Regions from separate parts of the Mus musculus genome. Here region 2 is linked to region 1. A link is a loop called in an ENCODE intact Hi-C map of the cell type or tissue named here. Cell type or tissue: gastrocnemius. All regions are shown on one strand. Each heading gives the region's core, and the rest is flanking DNA. Links, peaks and the distances in the headings are about the cores only. Region 1 has its middle 46 kb from the start of Gm36548. Region 2 overlaps Cdk6 (cyclin-dependent kinase 6).

What was found. Peaks named below come from ENCODE experiments on the same cell type or tissue, not always from the same donor. Only the 100,000 strongest peaks of a DNase experiment are listed, where the experiment ranks them.
Region 2: it touches region 1 in a loop (4-fold over the local background); 18 of 42 quality-filtered maps call a loop at or near these places.

Annotation. Positions count from the first base shown.
Region 1 is chr5:3,219,695-3,228,032 of GRCm38, forward strand. No RefSeq gene overlaps it. Among named protein-coding and RNA genes, the nearest start is that of Gm36548, 46 kb to the right of the region's middle. In gastrocnemius, for the core only: a CTCF peak has its summit at 4,301 (motif pointing right); a DNase peak (open chromatin) is centred at 4,335.
Region 2 is chr5:3,523,836-3,532,173 of GRCm38, forward strand. Cdk6 (cyclin-dependent kinase 6) reads left to right here. Exons shown (of 8, transcript NM_009873.3): 8 at 1-7,173. Among named protein-coding and RNA genes, the nearest start is that of Fam133b, 16 kb to the right of the region's middle. In gastrocnemius, for the core only: no CTCF peak of the experiment used is centred there; a DNase peak (open chromatin) is centred at 3,685.

The sequences.
Region 1 (8,338 bases), core at 180-8,179:
TTATAATTAAAATGTTTACACTGACCGTGACTGTCTAGATCGGCAGTGTAGCCCAGCTCAGGCAGCTTTTGATAAGTTAGAAAGAGCCATGCTAGCTAATTTTTTTTCTTGGTAAAATGCTACAGTGTCCAGAAAGCAAGCCTACTCCACAATTAGCTCAGATCAGATAAGCAAAGAAACTGAGTCGTCCTGACACAAATGTCCACAGGGTCACAAGAAAACAGAGTTTGCCGTCAGCTGGAGAAAGTCAGTGTGTCTGAGATCAGTCATTCTGAACCTTCACTTGGAGAAGTGTCACTCTGTGTCATGCAGGTGACATCATCACATCTTGATCAACCCCAGGCATCAACCAAAGCATTTCAGAAGATCAAAATGGAGGAGAAAGACAGGAGGCCTCCGTGCCTCATTTTCTCTAAAGACTCTTGTGTTTTTTGGGCCCCTATAAAGCACTTGTCATACAAGTCATGGTGTCTGGATGTATATGCAATCTCTCATCAGAAAGGGTATCATTTTAGAAAGTTTTCATAGCCTTTGGGGCTACAATTATCTGGCAAATTCTCTTTGTTATCTTTGTTCAACCCCTGATATAGTAGCATAGAGAAATGTCTCCCAATTAGAGTTCTGGAATGCCCAGACTACTGGCTAGGTTGTTTGGGTTGTTGTTGTTGTTGTTGTTGCTTGGTTTTGTTTTTTGTGAAAGTGATAAAAAGTCAAGTCATCTGAGAATGGGGAACCTTAAGTGAGACAACGCCCCAATCAATTTGGCCTATGAATGATTTTCTTAATTGATGATTAATGTGAATGGGTCCAACCCAGTGTGGGCAGGGCTGTCCCTGAGCAGATGATCCTGGGGTCTATGAGAAAGCTGATCAAACCAATTCAGTCAGCAGTGTTCCTCTGTGGCCTTCATTCTAGTTCCTGCCTCCAGATATCTGCTCTGCTTACTTCAGGGAGTGGTGACTTGGTTGGAATCTCAAGATGAAATAATCTTTCCCCCCCTCAAGTTGATTTTGGCCTTGGTGTTTTATCTCAGCAATAGCAACCAAACTAAGATAGCCAGTGAGCAGACCTTCCCATGGCCTCCCATCTCCAAATGAGACCCCTGACCAAAAAGTAAATAATTTTGCATTTCTTCATAGTACACAATGTACTTGGGTATTAAAGACAGCAGAGCACATGAATGCCCATCTGGAGAACTTTAGATACTACAACGCCTTCAATCATCATCTAGAGAACTGGGAAGTTTGGGTACTGTGTCGGCACTGTGTAGTCACTTATACCCACTTCAGCTAGTTCTGATGGACAACCAAGCTAAGAACCATGGCCCTTTGGGGATGCACAGAGTTCATAGCCCGTGGCATCACTGTTAGATTTATTTGTTGTAGCCCCATAATTAACTTAGCCAAATAATTTTTGCTCTGTAATAAAGAATCAGTCATCGTAGACTGTTCTTTAGGTCTACACACCATTGCTGAGTCTGTGCAGTGTTCAAGTTCCTCTAATGGTAGCCAGTCACTTCAAAAACAAAATGTCTAGGCCTGTGTTGTCGCTTGGTGACCGTATATTGCTTAGCATGCACTAAGCACTCAATTAAGTCAATCCCTAGAGCTACTAGAAAGAAAGAAAGAAAGAAAGAAAGAAAGAGAGAGAGAGAGGGAGGGAGGGAGGGAGGGAGGGAGGGAGGGAGGGAGGGAGGGAGGAAGGAAGGAAGGAAGGAAGGAAGGAAGGAAGGAAGGAAGGAAGAGGAGGGAGGCAGGGAGGGAGAGAGAGAGAGAAGGAAAGAAAGAAAGAGGAGGGAGGGAGGGAGAGAGAGAGAGAGAAGGAAAGAAAGAAAGAAAGAAAGAAAGAAAGAAAGAAAGAAAGAAAGAGAGAGAGAGAGAGAGAGGGAGAAAGAAAGAAAGAAAGAAAGGAAGAGAGAGAGAGAGGAGGGTCGGAGGGAGGGAGGGAGAGAGAGAGAGAGAAGGAAAGAAAAAGAAAGAAAGAAAGAAAGAAAGAAAGAAAGAAGGAAAGAAAGAAAGAAAGAAGGAGGGAGGAGGAAGAGAGAGAGGGAGGGGAGAGAAAGAGGATGTGAGGGAACTGGAAGAAGAGTGGAAGAAGAGAGAGTAAGGGAGAAGGGAGGGTAAGGGGGAGGGGAGAAAGTTTAACGTGATTGTTTTCTAAGCATGTGGGAGGTCTAGTACCTAAGAAACACTTCCCAGAATCATCGTAAGTACCTTAAAAATCTATTATTAATTACATGGGAAAAAAAACCCACAGTCAAGGCTCATTTCCAAATGTTAAAGGATGAGGGATATTTTCTCCTGAAAAAATTAAAAATTAGTTGAGATTTTGGAGTGGTTAAGATGTGTGTGTGTGTGTGTGTGTATGTGTGTGTGTGTGTGTGTGTGTGTGTGTGTGTGTGTGTGTGTGTGTGTGTTCAGGAGTACATGCACATGTGCATGCATGAATGTGGAGGGAAAGCCAATGTGTTGTTGCTTAGACATTATTGACACAAAAGCTCTCACTGGTCCCTAGGTCTTTCCAGGGAACCCTAGAGATGTTTGTGTCTCTGCCTACAAGCCCTGGGGTTGCAATTGTATGCAGCCCTGCATGTGTTTTCACATGGATGCTGGGACTTGAACCCAGTTCTTCATGCTCTTAGAGCAAGCACTTTACCAGCTCAGCCTTCCTAGCCTCTAAAGCAGTGATTGTTAACATGGGGGTCGTGATCCCTTAGGGCCGCAGATCAGATATTTACCATCCATCACAGTAGCATCATCACAGTTATCAGAATGATTGTATGACTGGGGGCCGCCACGGCATGAGGAGCTGTGTTACAGGGTCTCCGTATTAGGAAGGTTGAGAACCACTGTTCCCAATGCTTTAATTATTAATGTTCAAATGCGCTTCCATCTGCTTGCCAAAATAGCTATGCATGAGGACAGCTAACCCCAAAGCAACGAATCTTATAACTCACACTGAAACTCAAGTCCCGTGGTCCATTTCATTTCAAATTCAGTGTAGAAAATGATGCTTTGATTACATAATGAAAACTGCAATAGTGCAGGCAGATAGTGAATGAGTATCCTGTGGTAAGAGAAAAAGAGCTCAGTGTATGGCTTCAGCTCAGTTTTCACAAGTAACTAAGTGACTTGGAGAAAATGGTTGTCCCTTTCAGGACCTCATTGTCCTCAACTGCAAAATCAAGGTAACGATTTTGAGGTTACAGGAACAATGTATCCTTTGAGGAGTTAAGGAGCAGTGTGTAAGAACTGCCCCGCACATAGTAGGTGCTCAATAAATCCTGTGAGGAAAACTAGCCCAGTACCTGGGTGAAGGAGGCAACAACATAAAACCAGTCATCTCTTAAGTACCTTTATCTGTAATAGTTTCTCACATTATCATCCAGTTCTAATCTAAGCCTATAATGAGCTCTAAGAGGGTAAACCAGATTAAACGAAATAGAAAATCAAATGAATATACAAAATTATATACAAGAAGAAATTCTTAAGACTACGTGAGTTTTGGCAAAATTGAATTTATCTAGCAGAGCTCAAAACCCAGCCAACAGAAGCAGCACTGACAACTCCCCTTTCTCTTCCTGGCTGGGCCCTTTGGCACTCCTGTCTACTGGCACCTGGATCCAAGGATTTATCAATCTCTGATTCCACACCTCTGGCGTCTGCACAGGTGGCGGTCTGTTCTCTCACCAGGAAGCACATGGAGAGCTGGCTGGCTGGTGGGCTTTGATGCCCACACTGAGAACTATTAGTCAATTAGCAACTGCAAACAATGCTAGAACTCCCATTCTCTCATTTTATATTCATTGGCTAGAACTCTCTTCAAGATAGCATTTCTTCTGTCTGTTATATCGCCTAACATTATAGCATACCCAGTGAAGAACACAAGCAGAATGTAGAGCTTGAGTCTCTCGGCATGATAGCTCCATGATATTACTACGAATTGACAAATTCGAGCAAATCTTTGATGATTCAGGCTGCCATTAAAATCAGATTCTTCTCGTGTTCCTAGAGCAGCCTCTCAGTGTTTTATGGCAGCGGCTAATACTTCATGGTCCTTTCATTCCTATCTCACGTCACTAATTGGAGTTGGCTAGCAATGCTAAACCTTACTAACAGTACCTTGATAAAACATTTTCGGACCGGGACTATATTGTTTTCGCTAAAGAAAATGGTAAGTCTTACAGACACAGAAAACACAGTATCAAAAGCTTTGTCTAAGTTGTACTCACAAAAAACTAAAAACACCCGTAATAAATTTCCTTTACTGAAAGTAAACAACCTTTAAGGAGTAGAAATACAAGCCAGCCAGCAGAGGGAGTACAAGCTACCTTATGAACACAACCTCCCAAGGTCTGTTTGGCTATTGGGAAAGTTCCTGATAATATTTGGGGAAGGAAGATACCTAGAACAAGACAGGACAGATCTGTACTACACTGTTGTCTGTTGGATGCAAAGAGCTACCCAATTCTTAAGGAAGGATGAGCCCAGCATGGGAAGAAGTGAGTGCCTGCTTTCCTCAGCATCTCACCTCAGCCCTAAACCCATGGATGGATGTCCATATCACAGTCCAGAGCTGTCTTGGATGATTTAGAAAGTGAGCAATAGAACTGCTCATTTCTCACAAACTAATTAAATGGAGACACCCAGAAGTTACAAGGCTTCCCAAAAGTCATATGAATTGGAGGGTAGAGATGAAACATTCATCGTCTCATGGCACCTTAGTCAATGCCAAACTTCACTAAGGAAAGAGGACAAAAAGCATTTGGTAGGCTGTCTGCTTCTCTTCAGAGAATAATGACTCAGTGAGATCGTCAGCACAGAGCATCCGAGCACACCCCGAGCTCTGTACAGGATTTCCTCCTGGGTTGGTGCTTTAATTTCCAATCAGTCTGAGTCAATAACGTATGGTTGTCAGGGCCATTGTTGGCTCTAGCAGTTTCTTGTCTCAACCCCACAGCTCATAGAACATGGGGCTCGGGGTCAGAGGCAAGGGTTTGGGGTTGGGCCTTTCTGTGTTTGTACAATGGGACAAGTCAATATCTCTTCCGTATCAGTGAGCTCTGGACTAAACTGATCTATCAAGTGTTGAGGACAAATGACAATGGACAATATTTGTAAGCTGCAGTGTATACTGAATTCCATTCACACAGTCCTGCGGGAGGCTGGACCCATCCTCAGCGAGCATGCCACAGCTCCCGCTGTTTGCAACACATACGTGCATTTCTCGGGGATGACAACAACTACAGAGAAAGCCAGCTGGGGGGGGGCTCATTCCGGGGGCCTTTGAGGCAGATTCTTTCTTTTCCTTTTGTCTGTATCTCTTAGAAAAAGTAAGATGAGGCAGCGCTGGAAAAAAGTTCAAATTGATCCACAGTCAATGGACTCAGGGTTGCGCATCAAATTCAAAACACACTTTGGAATTGCAGGACAAGATCCAGCTTTCCCAAAGGCTGATGACAATGGAGGAAAGGGTCTGTGAAGACTCGTCATCATTTCGACAAGATTTAAATTGATGTGGAGACAAACTGCTTTTTGTTTTAAATGGTGAAAACATTTTCCCTGGAGACACAGGTTGAATAATAAGGGCTTCTCAATGGTGCCCGTAAATGAACAAGTTCTGCTCTGGCTGTCAGTGAGCTTAACGGGCACAGGTTGTCACTCGAATGTTCTTGGCCTTTATTCTGTGAATCTGCTCCATCCCACAACCAACAGAAGAGCCTCCTAATGCCTCTTCTTTCCCAGACCAACAGCCTTTAACTCGGGGGCAAGGCTTTCATCATTCCTGAGTGCGCTGAGACACCGAGTCGGCTGAGCTCATTTAGCCCAGTCGAGTAAGAGTCAATGAAGTCAAAGCCATTGACTCAGCCTTTATTCAATCTCGCTACCCCCATCCTCCTATGTGTTAACTAAATGCATCCCCATTGAACATATCCCGACTGGCACTGTAAATCCATTAGTCACTAGAACAAAAGGGTAGGTTGGATACGGTTGGAGACAGACTGACTGTCCTGAAATCCTATCTCTGGCATTCTATAGCTCTGTGAACTTGGGGAGATTACTTAATTTCCTCACCATAAAATAAGACTTAATATAGCCACTACTTCTGGGATTTTATATGATTTAATAAAACTATCCATATAAAGTGTTTCCCATGGTACCCACATACAAAAAAAACAAAAAAAAAACTTAATAGATGTTAATTTTATTACAAGTTATTGCTATAGATATTGTTGCCTTTATTACTATTGCAGGAAGTTCAATTTGAAGCCACATGAAAACCATACTGAGAACCACACATAACTGGGTATTTGTTGTGTGTTGGATTCCTTCAGGGTTAGTACGTGCTGGCTCTGAAACTCAGATCTCTAAGAGCATTGGCACATGTGAAATTAGCTTACCCTCCCAAAAACACCAGGAAGAAAGTGAAGCGTTTTGCTTTTCTCAAAGTCAATTCATGTACCACACAGTTAAATAGTCAACACAACTGGGTTTGCAGTAAGCAGGGACCCCTGAGTGCCCACTGTGCCCTTTATCTGCTGAAGACGTCTACTTGCAAAGCTAAAACAGATGTTTAAGTGTTCTTTGTAGAGTCAGTTGTGTTAGATGATGTTTGACTGGGGCGCACATGTGAAGGAGTGTTTTCCTGAAGTGAACACTGGTGAAAGACTAAGGCAGACTTGTAAAGGAACGTTTCACTGAAGCAGACACAGGAGAGAGATGTTCTGCTAAGGCAAGCACGTGAAAGGACACGTGATGAAGAATTCTTTGCTAACCACATGTATTGGTCCGCCTTACATTGTGTAGTTTGTTGGGACTCTGCAAACTCAGGCTGATTGGATGCATGTGCTGATGCAAGGCACATGGAGGACACGTGATATTTGGAGGGTATAAATAGAACTCCACAGAGTGATGGAGACAGAGCTTGGCTTGCTGGTATAGCTAGCTGTGCAACGCCTGTTCATTGATCTTCGCTTCCCTGAGAGAGGCACAGCCAAGGACTTCTCTTGCTGTCTCTCCTGGTACCTCCTGCTCATTCGAGCCAAGGCAGAGGCCTGGTTGTCTCTGACAGATAGTGCCACCACTGCTGATTCCTGTTTGCTATGGTGACTCTACTGAACTGGACTATTGATGTATCTATGTTTTCGAGTTGATCGAGCTGCCCCTGCAAATATGGGAACTGAACTGCTGATATTATATTCCAGATAATACAGATGGGAGTTGCTCCAGGTAGCCTTTCAAAACAGATCTACTCCCTGCCCCATCCTTTCTTTCCCACAACTTCTGGTGGGTGGTGGGCTAAAAAGGAGGTTAAAGCATTTAAGAACCATCATTAAAAATAAGGTTTGAAAACAACTAAAGCTAAAAATCTTTCACAAAATTCAAGGCATGAAAACAATGGTCATTTCCTTAATCGATTGTGGCCACTTTGTCTTTTCCAGTCAAGAAAAAATGAGAGCTAGGTTAAAACTGTTTCTATTTTGCTTTCTTTTCTTTTTTCTTTCTCAAAATAAAACACACTTCTAATTTTTTATTGGGAAAATCAAACAAATGATGGAATAATTTCTTGGTCAAGATCTGTAGGAGGTGGTTCTGATGCTGTCCTATTCCCCAGTTGGTTCTTGATCTGTCAGTAAAGAAAGCCATGGGCCAATTGCTGGGTGGAAGGGACAGGTGAGACTTCTAGGTCCCTGGAGGAGGCAAGGAAAAGCAAGGGAGGAGAGGAGGAGTTTCTGCCGTGCTTTGGGGGAAGAAGAAGCCAACAGTCATGTGAGGTCTCAGGAGGAGGTGGGGCTTGGTGGGACTAGCCACTGAAGTGTAGGGCAGGTGGGAAGAGAGAAGATAGAAATATTATTAAGGACATGCTTTTCCAGATGGGAGATAGTAACACCCAGCAGTTGTGTCCTAAAGAAAGTTGAAAAGGAGCAAACTGTGTATGTGTCTTTTAGCCATGGATTCAAGGCAAGCTGAGAGGGGGCTGGTAACACAGCCACTTTCCCAGAGTAAAGGCCTTAGCATAAAAGTACACACAACAAAGATGAATACCAATCAATGTCTATTTCAGATCATCCCGTTCTGAATGTCAAGTGTCCATTTACACAGCCTAAATGTAGCCACCAGTTATTTTTCTCTCTCTAACTTGAGTGTGGAACCTCACTGAGCAAAGCTTAATACACATGGAAAGAGAGAATAGTCCAACTATTTCTATACACTTGAGCAAAAGTAATAATAATAATAACAACAACAACAATTGAAGTGGGGCAGTCATTATTAGTTTAACTTAAAATGTAGCTTTCTGCCCTCCCCTTGTCTCCATATCCCAGGCCAAAGCTCCAGCA
Region 2 (8,338 bases), core at 180-8,179, 300 kb after region 1:
CTCTTCATTCATATAGGTGCTCTCTGGATATGTCTTTACATCAGACTCACACCTCTGAAACCCGGTTTTCACACAAGGAGACTTGCCATTGGGGTCTTTAGTAGCCCAGGGAAACATAGAGTAAACTGAAGAGCTTACTGTGTGCCGCTTATCCTTAGATGGCCTCATCCAGTCACAGGTCTTTGTCAGAATCTAACCATTGATTCACTGAGGAGACCCTACTGCCCTGAGGTTCCACTGAAGCAGCTTTTAGTGAGACTAGGGCAAGAATATACCGAATAGCTTCTGTTCAAGGTTTGGTTCCAGAGACTCTACCATTTACAGGACTGGCTGGAGTTACAACAACCTCTTAAAGAGGGTAGGGCGGGTTCTCCAGTTAGACCCCCTAACCTCACAGGTGAGTAGTCCTAACCTGACAGCCTTAGAAACACAGTTGCCGAGTACCTGAGAGCACCCAGTGGCCCGCCGCCTCCTATTCAGCCCCTCTTTAAAGACGACAGACGGTTAAGCCATGGAGAAGCTGTTCAGGTAGCACGGGGCCATTTCTGCCCCCAGCTTGTCATGTTTTTTCTCTCAGGACCCACTCTCTGACCAGTAGACTTGAATTTAGCCCCAAGTGATTTACTAAACTCAGCTCAGAAGCTCACTTAAAAATAGGACCTCCACATGGTCGTGCTAAGTAAAAATGAAGACCCCAAGTTGCACAGGGTGCTGCTATCTCAAAGACAATACTTTCCTTTGAATAGAAAGCTGTGCCGTCCACCCTGCAATGGGTGCTAGCCAACTTGCTTGAGAAAGTCAGGAGCAAGCATTTTGAGTTTTAAAGAATGTCCTGAACTTGTCTTTTAAGTAAACATAGCTGCTTTATTAAAAGCTGTGACTACTAAAGCCAGTCACAGCCATCGTCACTGTGGGAGTTAAATCATGTCAACTTTCAAACATCACAGTTGTTTCAATCTTCTGTCCAAAGAACTCCTCTTCTGGAGAAAACCTGATTTTGGTTTTGGCTTTTTGTCTTGTCTTGTTTTGTTTTTCCTGAGATGGGGTCTCTCTGTGAAGCCCTGGCTATCCTGGAACTCAGTGTGTAGACCAGGCTGGCCTTGAACTCATGTAGATCTGCCTGCTAAAACTAAAGACATGCACCACCATGACAGCTGACTATTTTTTATGATGAGCACAGAAGTGGCTCACATTTTCTTAAAGCACACTTTTGTCACATAGTAGAGTCTAGGAAAGAATAACATTGAAAATCCCCATCCCAGTGTGACACTTGTGTAAGCACATATGGATAGCCATTGGAAGAATACATGCTTGCTTGTAACATGAAATTAAAGACATTGTATAATTTCTTAATCTTTAAAAATTACCAAAAAAGTGGCAACAGTATGTTTAAGGTTATTTTAATTTTTACATAAATTGTTAACCATATTTGTTTGCCTTTAAGTATATTCTAAGAATTATAATTAAGTATAATTATAAGTCATCCCGCACATTCAGCACTTATGGACTAGGTATGTCAAAATACACAAATTCTGTATTTCTTGTTTCATAGGAAGAAAGCAGCCATCTGAAGCTCTACTCATATATATGCCTAAGAATATCTATACAAAATTAAAGTTTAAAAGGCCTTTGCCTCTCGTGCAGCTGAGAATAGACAACTTATAAGCCTTATCCAAAAACCATGATAAAGGGATCATGTGCATCCTTACAAAAACCCCTTATCCTGTGCATACTTACATCCAAGTACATCCTAAGGAAGGTGTCCGTGCATTCATCTGCCACAGTGGGGAAGCTGCCTGGTGCAAGGTGTGAGTCCTGGAATGATTAGTGATAGTGGTCTCAAATGAGGACACCTTCGTCTCCCACCAGTTTCCTTCCTATGGACAGGCTCAGTCCAGTTATACAGGCCAGGAGGGGCTGGTGCCCACAGCCTCCCGCCTCTGCAAGGTAGGATTGCATATCTCAAACATCTCTAACTCAGTTTCGGCTTTGTTGGTCTTGTTTAAGGAAATAAGCCAGTAAGCCAAAACTATTTTTGTTGTTGTTCTCTTGTCTTCTGAAAGAGAGGGGATATCAATTTTAAATGTTTCTCTCAATTTGATCTTTCAAATTTTTCTAATAAAGTGCCAAATTGCTGCTGCTTCTTCTTCTTCTTTCTTCTTCTTCTTCTTCTTCTTCTTCTTCTTCTTCTTCTTCTTCTTCTTCTTCTTCTTCTTCTTCTTCTTCATGTTTTCTGCTAGGGTTTTCTTGTTTTGTTTTGGTTTCAGTTTGTTTTATTTTCAGCAAGTTAGGTAACTTGAGAGGACTTCCACTAGGATGTTCACACCTCTGTGCTCTGGTCCTCTGACCCCTCCAAAAAATAGCCACCTGGGAATAAATGCAAGCTCCCCCCCTCCAGCATCTACCAAAATACTGTTGCAGCAATTCCAAGTTCAAATGGTGGGGATGGAAGGTAGTTTGGAGTTGGGTTGGGTTGGGTTGGGTTAGGTTGGACAGAAGTCAGTTTTAAAATTCACAGCGCCCTAAGGTCAGTGTGGGGTTTATTCCTCTATCCCAATGTGTTTCACAAGGTGGCGCTTTCAGAGAAAACTCTAAACCTGACCAAGACTGAGAGGTATTCTAGAGACAGTACTTGTAACTATTTTCCTGCACATCTGTAACTATCACCTAGCATATTCCTTCAGACAATTAACAGCCTTCATAATATTCTACAGCTTATATGTTTTGCTTTTTAGCTAGGTTCTGAGTGACTAAGTTAGGCTTGAGAGTGATGTTTAAGCAATAAAGAAGGCCTTTACTTAAGAGACATTTTTGATGTACCCAAATAACCTGAAATTCTAGGACATACAACTAAAAACTTCCCTGAAGCCGGCCCTCGTCTGTGAGCAGCACGGTTTCATTAGAAATGGCAAAACTCCTTGCGGGGTTGGGAGTGGGGGACAGTCCTAACTCTCACAGCCCTTGACATGTCTGCTGCGGTTCACCCCTCACTATCCATGACCTTTTGACACTGTCATTTCTAAACTCAAGTGAACAAAGGAAGCACTGCATCTGTAACTGAGTATGCAGACCATTTTCTAAAGAACCACAGTGCTCGACAAATACTGGAAGAACTGGTATGTTTTACACGCACATAAACTACAAGTGCAAACTCTTACATTCCAATTCCTAAATTACAGTTATATAGTACATATGAACATTACAGTTTAGACAGGAACCTGCATAAGGCTTTGGTTTTTCTACTCTCGAGGTCACTTTTATACTACATTTTAAATTCACACTTTTCTCAGAGACCCAGCCCCCTGAGCCAATAGTGACAGTACACTGGGATGAACAGACACAGTACCACACCATGGCAGAAAGCAGTTTATTCCTTATGAGTCACACACACACACACACACACCCTGCCTGACTTCACACACACACACACACACTGCCTGACTTCACACACACACACCCTGCCTGACTTCACTCCAGAAAGGCTGGCAGGGAGGTTTCAGTCATTTACACAGACCAGGTGCTCAAGCATTGAGAAATCGATTCTTTCAACCCTCTGCTCTCACTGAAGCAGATCTCAGGTTAAGCCCCTCAGTGAAAGGCCAAGGGTCCCCTGGGTCTGCCACCATTCTGGAGTTCCTGAGCCTGACCCCACCCCTACTCCTGCTGAATGACAGGGGGCGGGGCAGCGGAGCCAGGCCAAGCAGGATATTGTGGGAGGACCAGTGACCTGCTGCACCTCAGCCATCTGTTGTGCCATCTTAGGAAGCAGGGTGCTCGAGAAACACAGAGCTGTCCTCTGAGCTACAATAACTACAGTTTGCTCACTAGGCTAGCTAGCTCTGGTGTAGAGATGCAAGCCCTATATGAAATGTCTCCCACTCAAAGTTTTGCTGGGGGGTGGGGGTTGAGATGTATAATTGCAGGAGAAATTCTGACTTTACTGTTTTCTATCTGATACATCCATGGTGGGGAAAAGATATGAAACTGTCTCAGTTTGAAAAGCTCTTCTACTTCAATTGGCAAACGCATGGAGTTCGTTACTTTCTACTTTCTTCTTTTTTCTCCTTTAGTGAGCAAATTATTCCTTGAACAGAAAGAGGATTTTCCCATTTAGAGGAAGCTTCTGTGTGAATTGTCAGGTCACACAAATAATGCCATTATATTGTTGAGTGTAGGGCTTTGGTTTTTCAGGGGACACATAGCCAAGCAGTGATGGTCAGGAATTATGTCTCACTCTATCATTTCTTACTCAAGCAGGGTTCCAGCCAGATTCTATTGTGAGCTGAGGTTAGTCGGGGGACCCTGTGCTCTACTTGAAGTTTCATAATCTTTAGTTCTATGAAATGCAATAACATATATTAGCCAGCAATATTCCTGTGGTCGCCAGCATCTCTGAGTTTGACCTTCAGTCTCTGGATGGTTAAAATAGATCCCAGCAGTAATCCATTTCTTGACATCAGTGCTTAAGTCAAGTATCTTTCCACTCTGGTCCTATTTGCAACAATGTATTCATGTATGTTTCATTTCCTTTATTCATTATTTTCCTATGAACAGTGATAAATGTATTAGCACATTGAATTAATAGCATAATAGAAAGAGCACTTAGCAGATGGGGATTTTTTATCAAGTCCCACATTTACATAAGTTATTTCTATTATTATTCATGTATATTATTTATTGCTAAGCCTCACACCATTCCTGTGAAAGTGCAACTAAAGGCAGATATTAGGGCTTGGATTTAATGTTCCTTATCATGGTCTTGAACAAAAAATTCAGTGATGCCCCCAAATAAGCTGCCTGCGTTTTTAACACGACTGCTAGATTTCAGTAGGTTAAGTGTAACACTTTTGGTGTCTAGGTGTCTTTTTACATTAAAAGAGGCAAAGCAGCAGAACTCTGTAGCTATTGCTTCTGGCAGAGATTTGTTTAGCATAGTGTGGTATTAATTATAGCAAATGTTAAGGTAGCATGTAGAGGTTGCCTTCAATAAGGGACTGTGCCAGGTGGCCAGCAAAGTGGATTCTAGGCAGAGCAGGCGTCTAGGTGCTGCCTCCTGTCTGGTTGTGTGAAGAGAGCTGCTCCGAGCAATGTAGTGCCCCCGTGCCCCCGTAGGTGTCCTGGGCAGCGGTGGGAACACGTGGTACTGTAGAGAAGGGATCAGCGTGAGGGGTGTTCTGTAGGAACAGAACTGGTAGCGTATGCCTTGAGGCTTCCTGCCCGTGTTTTCAGATTCCAGGCATACATTCTGTATACAGAAGCAGTCCATCCTAGCAATAAAACCTAGGAATCCCCAACAACTCAAAAGGCAGTTGCCCTGCTGTGGTTTCTGTCCTGAGCTGAAGGTTAACGGGCAAGTGTTAGGCACAGAAGAGCATCGTGTGCTGGGGTGCCGTGCCACGGCCCAGGGTGCGTGTTAGCAGTAGAGACTGTTACAGGGTTGTCCCTTCTAGGTGCGTAGAAGTATATGGCTTCACTGTAAAGTGTGTATTGTTTCTGTATTCCCACAGGGACTTGTTAAAGCTTCTAGAGGCTTCAGCAAAGCTGTAGACCACAGTAAGCTGCTTTTTGTTTGACTTATTCTTAGACTAGGAAATGTTTAAAGGTTAAAAAAAAAAAAAAAAGAATCTTCATTTAGACACTGAACTCGCTATTTTCTGGACTGAAATCATGGTCCTAGAACTGTAGAAATCACACCCATTAGATGCTAATCTAGGTTGTGTAAGCCAGCCCCAAGAGTCTAGCATCCCCACACTGTATCTGCATCTTCCTGCATCTTACCTTCCTTCCCGAAGGTGCTCCCTACCACTACCCTGACCTGTCCCTTTGGTGCTTCCCATCTCCTTGGCTGAAAGTTAGGCATCAAGCATGTGATGAGAAATACTTTCAGCACCAAGTATGCCTGCCTAGGCCTAGCCACCGCCCCCACTTTGCCTTTGGCTAGCCATAGTCAACAAGAGATAATACCTGGTGCTGGGCACAGAATGAACCCATGATGTCAGTCAGAAAAGCCCTCAAGCATATTTCTCCTGTACGTCCTGATCTTTAAACCCAGTCATTATGCAGAGCGTTCGCTGTTGGCTATAGTCCCAGGTTAAAAAAAAAAAAAACATTCCAGGCTGCTGTAGGCTGTCCATATGCAGTCTCTGCTTTTACCTTGCTTTTTCATACTTGAAATTCGTTCTGCCATTTTGATTTCACGGTGCAGACATCAGGGTACACGTTCCCTCTGGGTGCATAATTGCTCTCATTCCGTTTGCTCACACTGCTACAGGATGCTCTGTTTTGGTGCTTTGGGTTCAGCGGGTCAAAAAGCACTGTGGGAAATCACTGCCTAGAACACAGTCTTAAAAGCATTTGGGCAGGAGTCTTGGTGTTGATGTCGCTTCTGCTCTTCTCTGTGCCCTCCAGATGGAGTTACCAGGTTGGCCTGCCAGGTCCCCCACTCCCACCCCCAAGACCTTTCTCTGAATGGCCTGTGAACCCTGTGCTGTATCCAAGGGTGAATGTGACGTATCTCCTCTGGCGACCCTACCTTTCCTGGTTACTCACCATCAGAAACAACCTAGGTTACATATAGCAAACTCTACACAGCCTTCCTGAGGGAAAGCATAAAAGGATATCTCTAAGGTTGCTCTTCAAAGCCCTGAGCTGAAGGCCTTTGCTCCCGTCCTTGGAGCTGATGAAAATACTGGTCAATTTATCCAAGCCCTTCCCACTTACAAGAATGGGAAAGTAGAGGTTTGTGTCGATACCATCTAAAGACCACAACTTCTAGCCATAGGGTATTTCATATATGTCCATTTTCAAAAGCAGCTCAGGTGAGTGGTGACTCCAGGCTCCATGCAGGCATCTTAACATGGGACTTCCCTAGAGAGAGCTACAGTGTTCATTCTATGTCACAGGGCAGGAGAGGAGACCGGCAGGAAATTTGGAGGGTAACAGATCAATACTCCTTTGGAAACTGGATGTCTTACTGGGTGCTAGAATGCAAATTTATGTATTTATTGTCTGGTCATTGAATTCATTGCCTTTCAAAACCATTGTTCAAATGTCACTATCATTGGCCTCACTTGTATGCCAGCCGAATTGGTTGAAAGCAAACCAGAGAATGGTTTGTGCATTTGCCTTACCATTTGTACTTCTTACAATAAAAATGTCAGTAGCAAATAAAAACAGCGATTTCAGACTCCTTCCTTAGAGATGGATTGCCCTGCTGGCTGTTCATCCCCTTTACTTAAGTGGCTGTATTGCAGTAACATATCATATGTTAGGGTAGCATGCATTAGACTTTTTAAAACGAGATTCCTTATCAAGAATGTGTCTTACATAGGAGCAGCTCACTGAGCTTACAGTTCAGTCAACAAATGCTCAGTAGATGACTACGCTAAATGCTTCACATAGGAAAAAATAAATTTAATGGAGACAGCACTTCAGAGCTTGCAGAGAAGGTGCTGTGGAAAAGGTTTGTGTCACCAGACTAGTATAGAGGAGCAAGGGTTTCATAGAAATAAGTATAGCTTGGAAGGCTGAGGGGATAACTTAGTGGATACGGGCACCTGCTATATAACCGTGAGGCACCAAGTTCAAACTTCCAACACTCACATTAAAAACAAGAAAGCTCAGTATGGCTGCTTGTACCTGTGACCCCAGCCTCCAGCGCTGGATGTCAGAAGACTGGTAGATCTGGGAATTTGGTGGGTAGCCAGCTTAAAGGTAACAGGTGCACTCAGGGTCAGCAAGAGACCTTGCCTGACAGGAATAAGGCACAGAGGGACCCCTGGCGCCCTCCTAGCACACACCTGCATGCCCATGTGTGTGAACCACAGAAGCATGAGAAGAAATTTAGTAAGGTTCGCTGAGGGGTGGGGTGATGGTTCAGTCAGGAATCTTCTGCAACCGAATCCGTAATTCTGCTGCTAAGAGGGCAAAGACAGACACTACACTAGAGCTCAAAGAGTCAGGCCATCTGATCGCTCAGTGAGTCAAGTTCAGTGGGAGACCCTGTCTCCAGAAGATACAGTGGGGAGCAATGGCAGAGGAAGGACACAGATGCCGACCTCCAGCCTGCACATGTATGCACTGGAACAAAAAGGGGGTTTTGCAGAAGTGTGGAGCAGAGACTGAAGGAAAGGCCATCCAGAGACTGCCACACCTGGGGATCCATCCCACATACAGTCACCAAACCCAGACACTATTGTAGATGCCAACAAGAGCTTGCTGACAGGAGCCTGATATAGCTGTTTCCTAAGAGGCTCTGCCAGAGCCTGACAAATACAGAGGTGGATGCTCACAGCCAACCATTGGACTGAGTACAGGGCCCCCAATGGATGAGCTAGAG